Linked DNA regions of Mus musculus: region 2 is linked to region 1. The links are chromatin contacts, found by POLR2A ChIA-PET in ENCODE. All regions are on one chromosome and are shown on one strand. Each heading gives the region's core, a stretch centred on a gene start or an enhancer-like site at or near the end of the contact. The rest is flanking DNA. Distances are from core to core; before and after follow the strand shown. Region 1 holds the start of Rnd1 (Rho family GTPase 1). Region 2 holds the start of Arf3 (ADP-ribosylation factor 3).

Evidence for each region. ChIA-PET counts read pairs that join two places held with the same protein, here RNA polymerase II (POLR2A).
Region 2: POLR2A ChIA-PET joins it to region 1 with 20 read pairs in Patski. The contact joins the promoter of Arf3 here to the promoter of Rnd1 in region 1. POLR2A ChIA-PET finds 5 or more read pairs at or near these places in 4 of 5 experiments (Patski and embryonic stem cell).

The regions. Positions count from the first base shown.
Region 1 is chr15:98,673,237-98,679,759 of GRCm38, reverse strand. It overlaps Rnd1 (Rho family GTPase 1), which reads left to right and starts at 2,299. Exons shown (of 5, transcript NM_172612.3): 1 at 2,299-2,530; 2 at 3,186-3,273; 3 at 5,805-5,914. The coding sequence starts at 2,411.
Region 2 is chr15:98,761,072-98,767,501 of GRCm38, reverse strand. It overlaps Arf3 (ADP-ribosylation factor 3), which reads left to right and starts at 4,384. Exons shown (of 5, transcript NM_007478.3): 1 at 4,384-4,522. It overlaps LOC115488470, which reads left to right and starts at 5,456. Exons shown (of 1, transcript XM_030248862.1): 1 at 5,456-6,430. The coding sequence starts at 5,590. The coding sequence ends at 6,054.

The DNA.
Region 1 (6,523 bases), core at 1,050-3,549:
ATTCTTAGAGGCAAGTGTTGTGTTCTATCTACTAAACTCTGTGTGGGTGTGGGTGTGGGGGGTGGGGTGTGTGTGTGTGTGTGTGTGTGTGTGTGTGTATGTGTGTACTTCTCAAGTTCTGTGAGTAAAAGCATGCCTGTCTGGGTATAGCTTTGCTCTGTGAAGATATAATGAACATACTATAACAGTTTCCCAGTTTCGACTGTGTGATTCGGTGGATTTGTAATCACCCCCTGTCTCCCTTCAACCCTATCACCCTCAGCAGCTTCTAATCTGCCTTCTTATATTTTCATTTCTATTACAGCATATTCTCTCTCTCTCTCTCTCTCTCTCTCTCTCTCTCTCTCTCTCTCTCTCTCTCTCCCTGTGTGTGTGTGTGTGTGTAAGGCTGGGAGAGAAGAACATGGAGGGAATGCTGAACCCTTTCATGTTGTTCTTGGAGGAAACCTGATTCAGGGTTAAGAGAACACAAGGAACCCTATAGACACTTGTAGACCTGTGTTAGGTGAGCCAGAGGGTCGGGGTGGGCAGATCCCGAGGGCGGTCAAGCTGAGGGAAAGGACTCCATCCAGGTTGAGACAGACAAGTCTTCCAGCTGTTCTAGAACTCTTCCAAATCACACTTAGCTCAGGGAAGCCACCAGGACGGTGGGAAAGGACAAAGGGGAAGAATTCCAGAGATTGTCATTTATGTGAAGGCTGAGGTGTCGGGAAAGATGAGGTGAAGAAACTCCTGGAGAGCCTCGAGGAGGGAATAATCACTCAAGGAAACGCTGGATAGTCCACTGGTTCCCTCAGTGACTCCATTCCTGGAAGTAATGGGTGGATGGATGGAGGGGATCCCTGCCCAGCCTGTGAGCCTACAGAGAAGCTGGGAACCATAAGAGTAGACTAGAGGGAGACTGGCTGGACTACATTTCCCAGATAACGTCCATTCTCCGTTATAGTGGGCCTGGCTGTCTTACTAGATCTGTCCATAGGGCCTGTGAAGCCTTTGAAAGGTGCTTATTAATTTCAGGGAAAATGGTCTTGGGTGGGTGGCAATGACTGGCTTATGAGCAAAGCTTGGGGTTGTTCGAGAAGGGACCTCAAGACAACCGTGAGCCAGGGCTGGTGTTCTCTGTCTGAATTTCAGGCCTGAGGCCTGAGGCAAGAAGATGGGCTATATACGGCAAGTTCCAGTGTGATGTTCTCTAAAAAAAATAAAATAAAATAAAATAAAATGAAAGAAAGAAACCAAACCAACAGAACAGGGTAAGGGGAACCCTAGGTTGTTCTCAAGTTTGCCCTAAACTGCCCCTCCCCCAATTCTCTGGAGGCCTCACGGGACTTCCTTGGTGGCCAGTGGCTTATATGAGCTGTGTACTTCCATAGCTCTGTCTAGTAGAGGGGTCTGCAGAAGCCGTGGAGGCTTGCAGGCTAGGGCCAGTCGGCGGCAGTTTGTAGTTTATCTCAGTCTACAATGATTGGTTTTCAATTTCTAATCCCTGAGGCCCAGCCCTGGCATCCAGGCTGGACTCTCACTAGGTGACACTATCAGTGCGTCAGAATCCGTGGCTATCAGCCTGGAACTAGACCTGCCCTGGATTCATCTCGGACACTGAAGCCAGGCCACAGAACAAAACACCTTCACTCTTGCTTGCCAGGCCTGGCATGAGCTGGCTCCTGGCTGGCAGAAAGCAGCTTGTTTGGTCTTTCTCTCTCCTGTTCCTACTTGAAAGACGCCCTCCTTTGTTTTCTTTGCCTATCTCTGGGTCAAGTTATTTTTTGTTTGTCTTGTTTTGTTTTCTTGGTTTGTTTTGGGGAAGGCGATTCCTGAGGAAGGGAGTCGGGCTGTAAAAGAGGGGCAGCAGAGACTTCTATTAGGAGATCCCAGAAGTGGAACCAGTGTGAATAGGAACTATATAAAATTAAGGAGTCACCCTCTCCCCCGAGAGATGCCACCCACCTGTCCATAGTTTAGGCAGGTCCTGCTGTCTTCCTGGGACAGACAGCCTGATTCTATAGCTCTTTGTGGGTCTTGACACTAACTCATAGACACTCAGAGATCACTAAGTTTTACTTCCAGTCCCCTCCTGACCTCCTAACAGCAACACAAAAAGCGTGGGAATCCCCTTCCAAGAGGAAGCCACCGTGCAGCTTTAACAGAAAGGGAAGGGAGGAAGAGGGCGCTGACTCGGAGTCTCCTACTATTGGCTGCAGCAGGGGATCCCACCTTAGGGATTGGCCTGGACAGAGTCCGCCTCCTCTTGTGATTGGATCAGTCTGAGACTTATAGCGGAGCCTTACGAGCCTCCGCCTCAGTCGGAGGCAGGCAGGCAGGGAACCCGCGCTAGTGTGCTAGTGCGGACACTTGAGGCGCGACCTCCTCCTCCCTGAACCCGAGTCCACGTCCCTCCGAGGCTGCAGCCATGAAGGAGAGACGGGCACCGCAGCCAGTGGTGGTCAGGTGTAAGCTCGTCCTGGTGGGAGACGTGCAGTGTGGGAAGACGGCGATGTTACAGGTGCTAGCGAAAGACTGCTATCCCGAGGTGAGCTTCCCTGCCGTCCCGGGGTCGATCCCCCACCTGTCCGGGACAGCGCTCTCCACCACCCGCAGGCCGCCCCACCCTGCCTTGCCTTCTGGCTGGAGGACTGCCCTGTCTTGCTTCCCTAGAGACCTGACCCACTTCTGCCGCCCGGTCGGCTCCTCCTCACCTCTTTACCCATCATATCCCCTCCCACTTGCCTTCATCCCTGAGACCTGGAGGCTCCCGAGAGCTTGGGCTTCATTCTTGACGCAGTACCTGCCTGCCCCTCCTATAAGGCTCTGTGAGGGTGCCCTCCCCAACCCCCCCCCCCCCCCCCGCGCAGGCTTCTGCTGTTTTGCCTGTTCACCTGTGCCAAAGGACTAGAGGGCAGAAGACAGAGGTTAAAACTGGCTTGTGGCTCTGAAAAATGGGACACACATTTAGAGATGTGAGGAAAATGCGAATGTATGTGTCTCAGACTAGCTAGGATGTAGGGGGTTTGTCCCAGGCTGGGGAGCGAAGGCCAATACCTCTACAGTCCCCAATGGCTCCCCCTCCTCTGGCTTCTCGCCATCTGACACTTTGGTGTTTCTCGGCGCATGTGTAGCCAACGCTTGGTGTGGGGTTCTGAGGGCATGCTGCTGCCGGGGTGTGAGTGTTTCCTGTCTCCTCGCAGACCTATGTGCCTACCGTGTTTGAGAATTACACAGCCTGTTTGGAGACAGAGGAACAGAGAGTGGAGCTTAGTCTCTGGGACACCTCAGGTAAGAGTGTACCCCCAAATGCCCCATCCTACCACCATTGGCTAGCCGCAGTTGCTGCTTTTTTAAGGGGGGGGGGGCTGGGAATCCACCTTTGAAGATAGGTGCTTGCCAGGAAAGCGAAGGAAAGAATGTAAAAAATTCTTTGGTTGGGGCTTTGATGATTTTAGAGGATCCTGGAAGGCAGTGAACAAGCCTGGGTGCCACTTGGGTCTCTGGTCTAGTTCACCTCTGGATGGTGAGGTGAAGGGAGCCCTGAGAACTCCCCGGGAGTACCAGACGTCTCCTCTGTCTCTGTCTCTCTCCTCTCCCTTCCTCTCCCTCCTCTCTCCCTCTCTCTCTAGTTCTCCAGAGCAAAGTTAAATGAGGTAGGAGGGTGCTGCTGGAGGCAGCTGTGGCGGGGCAGAGAGCCACCCTCCCGCCCCGCCGGCTTTGGAGGGAATATCACTCTCCTGCATCTCAAGCCGAAGCTGTCTGCTTGCCGCAACTCAGAGGCTGCGGCTTAGAGACGATGATGAAGCGATGCATCATCGATGCTTTTTTTTGGGGGGGGGGCAGTAAATGTAGGGCATGTCCACACTGGGTTAGTGTCCAGTTGAGCACATGGGGGTCTAGTTCTTATCATTTCTCCCTGGGCTGGGGTGAGTTGGAGATGCCCTGTCTATCTTTTGGAAATGTAGAAAGCAATGCTTTCCCTACTCTCCGCTCCCAAGCCCTTTAGAGCTCAGCTTTGCTTCTGAGCCCTTCCCACTTTCTCTACCCCAGCCCCTCTTTTTAACCGTCTGTCTCAGACATCCTTAAAGAGTAAGTGCCAGCCATGTGAGAAAGAAAAGAAAAATCCATGCTTTGCCAAAAAGGATATTTTCTACGTGCTCAGCCCGAGTTTCTGGGGAAGCTGGAGAGCACCAAGGTTCTCCTGCATGTGTGGTAGATGTGCCACCCAGCTTCTGTGAAGGATCCTGTGCTGCTTCTCCAACTGTAAGGTCTGGGAAGACCGGGGATAAGGAATGGGAAAACAGAAAACGATAGATATTTCTTTCGCTCTCCCCACAACCAAAATTCCTCAGGCGGGTCCACGGTCCCCCGTTGCAGTTCCAGGAAAGGGGAGGCAGGGTTTCTGGTTATCCTGGACTGTGCTGTGCTGGCTGGATCGGACCAGAATGCAGCGTGGCTGCGTGATGTATGGGTTTTCTCCTGCTGTATCCTCCCACCTTCCAATCCTCCCTGAACCTTGCTGCGGCTCATCTCTCCTCATTACCACCCTCGATGCCCCCACCCCCACCCCCACAGTCCTTCACTCCCAACCCAGATAAAGGAAAACCAGCCAGGATGGTCTTTTTACCCTAGGTCACACCCCACCCCCTCATTTCAAAAGGCTGGAAGGCAATCAGTTAGCCTTGTTTTAAACTAGGTCCCTGTAAGGACAGAGGAAATGACTGTGTAGGGTGGAGAGCCTCACTACCTTTGGTCTGGGGTTGAACCTGTTTCTGTTATTCACTTGCTGGCCTTAGGGGAGGGGGATTGCTTGGAGCCAAAATGGAGACCCGCTCCTCTCCCCCTCCCCCAGTACCGCAGCACTCCCCTGCCTCAGTGCTGCTGTAGATCAGCCCCCACCTCACCTCAGTAAGAGATGGGGGTGGCTTGCTGAAGGAGCAGGCAGCTATCCAACTCCCCCTTACTTCTTCTTTTTTATGACCGACACCCCCACCTCAGCTTGGATTCCCCCCCAGTTTCCATGGTGATTGCAGTACAGGGAGAGGGGCTGCTTGCTATTCTAAGCACGGATTGTCTGGATTCCAAATCTGCTACTGTTCCTTACCCAGGGTGGAGGGGGCCAGGCTCAGCTCCTAGCATTCACCCCATTAGACCCTGGGTCTGAATTGCCTTCTTCCCCTCTGCCAAGGATCCTTGCTCTGGCCTCTAACTCCGCAGCTATTGGTGTTTCTGCTCTTTGAGATCACCTCCCTGAGGTCTGAGGGGTGGGGGCCACCATATTCCCTTTGCTCTTTTCCGTGTAAGCTGACTTGGGTGGGTAAGGAATAGAACACTAAATTCTGGATGCCCCCCCTCCCCGAAGTTCTGACCCCTGAGGTAAAGAATCAGGGCAGCCAGTTATGTAACAGGCAGGGCTATTTCTTCACTGGGAGACCCTAGAGCAGGAGAATGAAGCAGAGGTTGGGCAGCAGGCAGGCTCTGGTGAAGGGAACCTGAGTCAAATCCTTGTCTTTCCATAGGTACTGGCAGCATCTTCTGGGATGCTCTGGTATGAATACATCTTAAACCCACTGTAGGAAACCCAGACACGGTCAGAGTGACTCCACCCTCTGCTCACCCCGCTTTTAGGACCAAGGGAAATGGTTCCTGGCAGATGGTCATGTCCCAAGCTTCTATGAAATAGCTCAGTGCCCTGATACAGAGCTGGCCATGAAGGGATCAAAGATTACAATCCCCAGGGATCCCTGCCTGGGCTTAGGCCTCCAGAGCAGAGGAGGTAACTCTCAGCCTCACTCTCAGCTCTTCTCCCCTTACAACAGGTTCTCCTTACTATGACAATGTTCGTCCACTCTGCTACAGCGACTCAGATGCGGTATTGCTGTGCTTTGACATCAGCCGTCCAGAGACCATGGACAGTGCACTCAAGAAGGTGAGGCTGAGCCGGAGGTGGTGGTGTCTGCTAATGAGCTTAGCTTAGCTCCTGGGGGTGGGGAGGGGTGTCGAAGCAGGAGGGTCGCAAGTTCAAGTTCACCCTGGGCTGTGGAGCCAGTCCGAGATCAGAGAATTTAGTGAGACCCTGTCTCCAAATAAAAAATCAGCTGGGCGGTGGTGGTGCACACCTTTAATCCCAGCACTTGGGAGGCAGAGGCAGGCAGATTTCTGAGTTCGAGGCCAGCCTGGTCTACAGAGTGAGTTCCAGGACAGCCAGGGCTACACAGAGAAACCCTGTCTCAAAAAAAAAAAAAAAAAAAAAAAAAGAAAGAAAAAAGAAAAAAATCAAACGGAGCCCCGGATGACTTGCAGTTAGGGAGTGCTTCCTTAGCATAAGCAAGGCCTTGGGTTCAGCACCCAGGATTGCGGGTGGAGTGGAGGAGAGGATAAATGTATACTTTCTACCTAGAAGAACAAGAAGGGGCCTTGTCCCATAATCCTCCTGTCCCTCAGCCAGGAAAGACTTGTTTTGCTTGACGCCTTACCATTAGCTGTGTGGCTCTGGGTTGAACCTGGGTTTCCTTCCCCTTAGCCTTCTGCCTTTCTC
Region 2 (6,430 bases), core at 3,135-5,634, 86 kb before region 1:
GGCTGGAACTGAAGCAGAGGCCATGGAGGAGTGCTACCCAGAGGCCTGTTCCCCATGGCTTTTTTTTTTTTTTTTTTTTTTTTTTTTGGATAAATGGTCTTTTCTGTGGAAGCCTGGCTACTGTCCTAGAACTTGCTATGTAGACCAGCCTGGCCTCAAATTCAAAGAAATCCACCTGGCTCTGCCTCCTGAGTGCTGGGACTGACAGTGCACCACCGTAGCTGGCTCAGCTTGCTTTCCTGATATTTTCCCCTGGTATTGAACTTATTTTTATTTGCATGAGTATTTTGCCTGCATGTATGCTTGTGTACCACATACATACTACACACAGTGTCCATAGAGGCCTGAATGGGGCCTGGGACTAGAGTCACAGACAGTTGCCTGCCACCATATGGATGCTGTGAATCAAACCAGGTCCTTGGGAAAAAGCTGCCTGGCCCCTTAGCCTCTGAGTGACTAGTCAGCCCTCACCTGCTTCATAAAATTCAAAGGTCGTGCCGCCCACAGTGACCTTGGCCCTTCCATGCCAATCATCAATCGAGAGAAATGCCTTGCAGGTTGGCTCACAATCTGGTGAGGTCATTTCTTGATTGGGGCTTCCTCTTCCCAAATGATTGTAACTTCTATCAAGTTGTCATCAACTAGCCAGTACAGTTGACCTCTTGTCAATATGACACACAAACACATCACTATTCAACTAGACCCTTTCCTTTCTCAGTTACCCTCAACATGGCATGTTATAATGATATAAAACATTCCAATGCTGATGTTTCCCATATTTGTTACAAATTCAAACGTATAAAGAAACCCGGTCCTTTTAGAAACATCTGAAGTCTCTCTTTTTTTTTTTTAAGATTTATTTATTGATTATATGTAAGTACACTGTAGCTGTCTTCAGATACTCCAGAAGAGGGAGTCAGATCTCATTACGGATGGTTGTGAGCCACCATGTGGTTGCTGGGATTTGAACTCTGGACCTTCGGAAGAGCAGTCCAGTGCTCTTACCCACTGAGCCATCTCACCAGCCCTGAAGTCTCTTTTAAAGTTCAATGTTTTTCTAAAACATTCAAAATCGCTGTAAAATTCTGAAGTTTCTTAAGCGTGGAGTCCTGTGAAATAAAAAAAAAAAAAAAAAAAAAGCTACATACGTTATTGCTTCAAAAAGGAGAAACCAGGACAATCACAAACAAAGCAAAGCAAAACCAGAGTCCAGCCCGGTAAAAAGGCCAGCGCTGGGGCCTCCTCATGGTTCTTTGGGCCTCAAAGTGCTCTGTGGCCTCAACTCTGCCAGCTTGTCTCCTGGGCCCAGGGCAGCGCTATTCCACAGTTTCTTCTGTCCTTGGCAGTTGTCCCACGGTGCTGGCATCTCCAAAAGGCTGGGTCTCTGCTGCAGCTGGATTGTGTTCTCCTCCTCTCCCCCCTCCTCCCCCCCCCCCTGACCTTGCCATGTGGTGACAGTAGACCAGACTGGCCTCAAAGTCAGAGGTCCACCTGGCTCTGCTTCCCAAGTGCTGGGATTAAAGGCCTGTGCCACCACCCTGGACTGCTCTTTCCTTAATCACAGCTGATTCTTCAGCCCCAGCTGTCCAGTATCAATTAAGTAAAGTAAAAGTTTCACTTTAGTTGTTCTTTTTTTGTTGTTGTTGTTGTTGTTTTGTTTTTTTATTATTATTGGCTGGGGTCCCTCTATATAGCCCTGGCTGGCCTGGAACTTACTATGTTGATCACTCTGGCTGTGAACTCACAGCAATCCATCTGCCTCTACCCCCCAGAGTCCTGGGATTAAAGGTGTGAGCCACCACATGTGCACTTTAGCGGCTCTTAATTCAAAATATGAGACTTAGACTCTTTAAGGGACTTTCCAATTTCTCCCTGTAACTTCCCAAGTCAGGCCTCTGTCGTCTGCACTGCTCTTGGCATTATCTTCTAAGTCCCCACAGCAACCCACGGAACTCTGAGCACACAACGGCTTTCCCAGCCCAGAGTTCAGATGCCACCACAATCCTCCCCAAAACACAAGGTCAGGTCTGTGACAGCAACATCTCACGCCTACTGTCCAAATGCAACCTGAGGAAGAAAGGGTTTATTATAGTTCATCACTGAGTTGGAACTCAGGGTAGGAACCTGGAGGCAGAAACAGAAGCAGAGGCCACGGAAGATTGCTGCTTATACATAGGCTTGCTCAGCCTGATTTCTTATACAACATACAACCCAGGGGTGACACCTCCTACAGTGAGCTTGGCTTTCTCAAACTATCACTCAAAGAAAATGTCCCCCAGGCCTGCTTCCAGCCCGAGCTGATAGAGCAAGACATTTTCTTAATTGAGGTTCTCTCTTCCTGCAGGACTCTGTAACCGGAGTCCAGCTGACATAAAACTACCTAGCACAGTAACTATATTTTGGGGAGTCTCTTGCCTTTAAGAACCCAGGATATGGGCTAGGGAGATAGTTCAGCCATTAAAAGTACTAGCAAGACAAGCTTGGCCCGAGCTTGTTCCCCAGAGCCTGTTGTAATAGGTGGAGGGCGATCAGGCTCTTACTGACCTCTCTTGCCTAGAGGACCTGGCTCCCAGCACCACGTGGAACAACTGCTTGTAACTTTGTCTCCAGAGAATGTTACATTTTTTTCTCCCTGTAGTAGATATCCACACTTACAGGCACCTACTCACACACAGAGACGTATGTGCGTAGGTACAGTTAAAAATAAATCCATTTGGCTGGATGTGTGACAAATACCTTTAATCTAAGCACTCAGGAGGCAGAGGCAGGCAGATCGTATTTGAGTTCAATGCCAACTTGGTCTATAAAGTGAATTCCAGGCCAGGTGGGGCTACATAGTGAGCCCCTGTCTCAAACACAACAATAACAAATATATATATTTTAAAGCTGAATGCCTGTGGTGTAATGAAAGCATTCCTAAAGTAAGATGGGGGATGATGCCAGGAGAATCACACAGAGCTAGCCTAGAGTGTGCACTGCAGCAGCAGAAACCAGAGATCCTGGCCCAACGAGGGAAAAAAGTCAAGAACAGCGACTCCCAAAAGGTGTCCTCTCTAACCTCCACATCTTGCTAGAGCACAAGTGCACCCGCAATCTCTCATACAAGCACACACACACAGAGTTAATAAATGGAGGGAAAAACGAGCAAAAACCAGAGCTTAACAAAGGCTCTCAACAGCATTGAGTCCTGAGTGGGGACAAATATAATTCTCTTCGTTATAAGCAAGTTCCTTGCTGTCCATCTCTTCGTTAACCATCTCTGGCTGTTCTGGAGCCTGCTCTGTAAATCAGACTGACCTTTAACTCACAGACATCCACCTGCCTCTGCACCCTAGTCTCCAGTGCTGGGATTAAAAGCTTGTGCCACCACCGCCCCCAGCCAGTCCTGTAATTTTTGAGGTAAACAAGAGAAGACAAACTGGTATAAAGGTATAAACCAGAGACAGATGTGACAAGAGATAGATTCTGTTCCCAGCCTATGTTTTGGAGGGAGAGAAGAGTTATAACGCTGCACCAAGCTCTTATACTTGATGCATTTAAAGAACGCAGTGGGGGCTGGTGAGATGGCTCAGTGGGTAAGAGCACCCGTTTCTGGCGAGGACCCTTCTAGCTCAGATTCTAACATAGCTTGTGGCTAGAGTCTCAGGCAGTGTCTCCATCATGTCAAAAGATGAGTGTCAGGGAAGGAAGGCGGGGTCCTGGGTGCGCTTTCCTGGGGATACTAAAATCCAGACTCATCTAGAGAGACTTCATGAGAGCCGCCTCTGAGTTTCTGCCCTCTGCCTTTCAGCCTCAACCTCCTAGACGACCCCATCCAGATGTTTCCTCTAGTATCTGGAATGCATCGTTCTTTCTCCTCTTCCTTTATGGGAAAGGATCTCAGAGAAAGCATCCTTAGGAACTAGGGAGCAGAGCGGATTAGCAGGTGGGGTGCGAGTGATGCGCTGTTTATTTGGAATAAGACTGGACTAGAGCAGGATACAGCAACCGTTTTCATCCTCCATGCTCCACATGGGCTCTGCTTAAGAAACCCCGGAGACTCCCTGGTCCGAGCCCTGTGGCCAGCGCAGCCAGGATGTGGCAAGGTCCCGGAGCTCGCTCTGCTCGGGAGCCTCACCTCAGTGCCCACAGCCCCCTCTACACGCCGTGCCTTCCGATCCTCCAGCCCCCACACAGGCCCCCGCCTAGGCTCAGCTTCAGCACCGGCTGCTTTTGCTGCAGCCGCTGCCATGGTGATGGGTCTCGCGAGAACTGCCGCTCGCTACCGCGCACTTCTCGCGCGATCGTGGAGGTGGGAAGTAGCCCGGGCTGGGGGTGGGTGTTCGCCGCACAGCTCCTGTCGCCGTCGCGGCTTCCGGTGCTAGGTGGAGGGCGGGCAGGAGGGAGCCGGGGAGCGGGCCAGCGGACCATCTTCACCGCGGTCGGGTCGGCTTGCGGAGCGGGAGGCAGCGGCCGGAGAGCCGGGCGGAACCTGCGGGGGCGGAGGCGGCGGTGGCAGCCGCGGCGCAGGGAGCAGGAACAGGTTCGGAGCTGGGGAGGGAAGGCGGGTCCGGGCAGGGAAGAGGCTGGGTCCGGGTGGGAGCCCGAGGCCCCCGGCCGCGGTCCGGCTCGCACCGTCTGGGCGAGGTGCTGGTGTGGGGGGTGATCCTCGCTGAGCTTGGGGACCCCAGCCCCACTCCTGTCCCCGCAGCCGAAGGACGCCGAGCTGGGGTGGGGGCGGGGGGCGCACACGGATTTGTCCTCCGCCTCCCCCGAGGGTGCGACCTGGGCTGCAGAGGTGAGCTTGGGAGGGTTGGGGACGAGGGGGAGGCAGGCTGACCTGTGGGAGGGGGACGCGGGGGCGGTGTGGCTGTTTGGCTCTCTTTTCCTTGGGTTTAAAGGGCTGCGAGGAACGCTGCCTTTTCTCTCTCCCTCCCCCGCCCGAGCTGTGGGGGAACCAAAGAAAAGCCGTGCCGTGCCGTGGTTATTCTCCTCCCTCACCCAGCGCGAGGCGTGGGGGGCCGGGGCTTAGTATCAGGGCCTACTGGTGGGGCTCGGCTGGCTGCGCACGGTCCTCACGGAGGTGGCGCTCTGCTCTGGGGTGTTGGGAAGAGGGCAGCAGGTGGGGAGAGGGTGGAGAGGAGGCTGGAGACGGGGGAGGGGGACCTGAGCTAGCTCGGAGGAGAGAGGTGGGGCCTTCCTCCCCCAGGCGGAGCGGGGGCGGTGTCACCGAAGGAGGGAGCAGCTTGTCACTGGCCCTGAGTTTGTGTCTTCCAATCCGCTTTCTTTCTCTAGGAAGTACCAGGATTCCCGGAACAGAAAATGAAGCCTTTGCTTAGCATGCCAGTCCTTTTTGAAGGAAGGAGGGGGAGGTGGGGAGGTGAAGTTCCCTGTTAAAACCTCAGGGTCCTTTAGTTAAGTCGTAACTCTTTGGAGAGACTTGTTTTTTTTTTTGGGGGGGGGGGAGAGGGTCTCTGGGCCAGGAAGAATGTAGTGGAGGGTTATGTATGTGGTCAGGACTAAGAAGAAAATAGTGAGGTCATTAGGGAGACGGGTAATGTAAAACCCGTCTCTGCCACTGTTGCATTGGGTCACCCTTGGGTCCATGGCATGAAAGTTTTATTGGGAGGAGATCTGCTGCAGGAGTCTGATTGCTTGAGTCATTGCAACAGGATAGAATCTAGTCTCTGCATACCTCCATCTGTGACCCCAGGCAGGGGGATAGGGAACTGTCTTTGCTGCCATTTTGTCTTAGACCTGTTTGGGGATAGTATCCCCACTGTGTGCTGCAGTGGCCATTGGGTTGGCCTTTGGCATGTTGGACCTGCGCTTGAGTACATTGTTAAAGGCCGTTTTAAGAAAGGCCCATCCACTTACATTCAGCTTTTCACACAAGGAGTCACTGACCTTGGAGGCAGCTGGAAAGGGCTCCCAGGTGTCACACAGTCACTCCTGCACAGTTTTCCTTCTTTCTCTCCTTCCTTTCCCCCTCCCTTACTCCTTTGTTTGTTTGAGATGCAGTGCCCTTGCTCGCCTCAACCTACCAGCTGCCTGCCGCTGTCTCTGGAGTGCTGAGGTTGACCTGGGAACCGAGGCAGACCCTTACTTCCTTTTTTGAGACAGGCTGGATTTGAATCTTGCTTTTGTAAGAACACGGGATAGCAATGCATAGAACTGCGCAAGGTTTCTAGCTACTGCTTAAGGAAGAGGTAGTGCAGCGAGGGGAAGGAGTTCTCTACTGATGAGAAGGAGAAACTTCTTTAAAGCCAGGGTTGTTAAAGTTGAGGCTGTGGCTGACAGAAACTGGGATCTGCTTCCTCACATAGCTTTGGAAGTAGATACCAAGAGGCCTGTGAGTCAGAGCACACCAGTGCTTTGGCTAACGGTGTGCTTAGAGGCGGGATGCCGCAGTGATTGAAGCTGGGTTGTAGAGACAGACAAGATGGGGCCA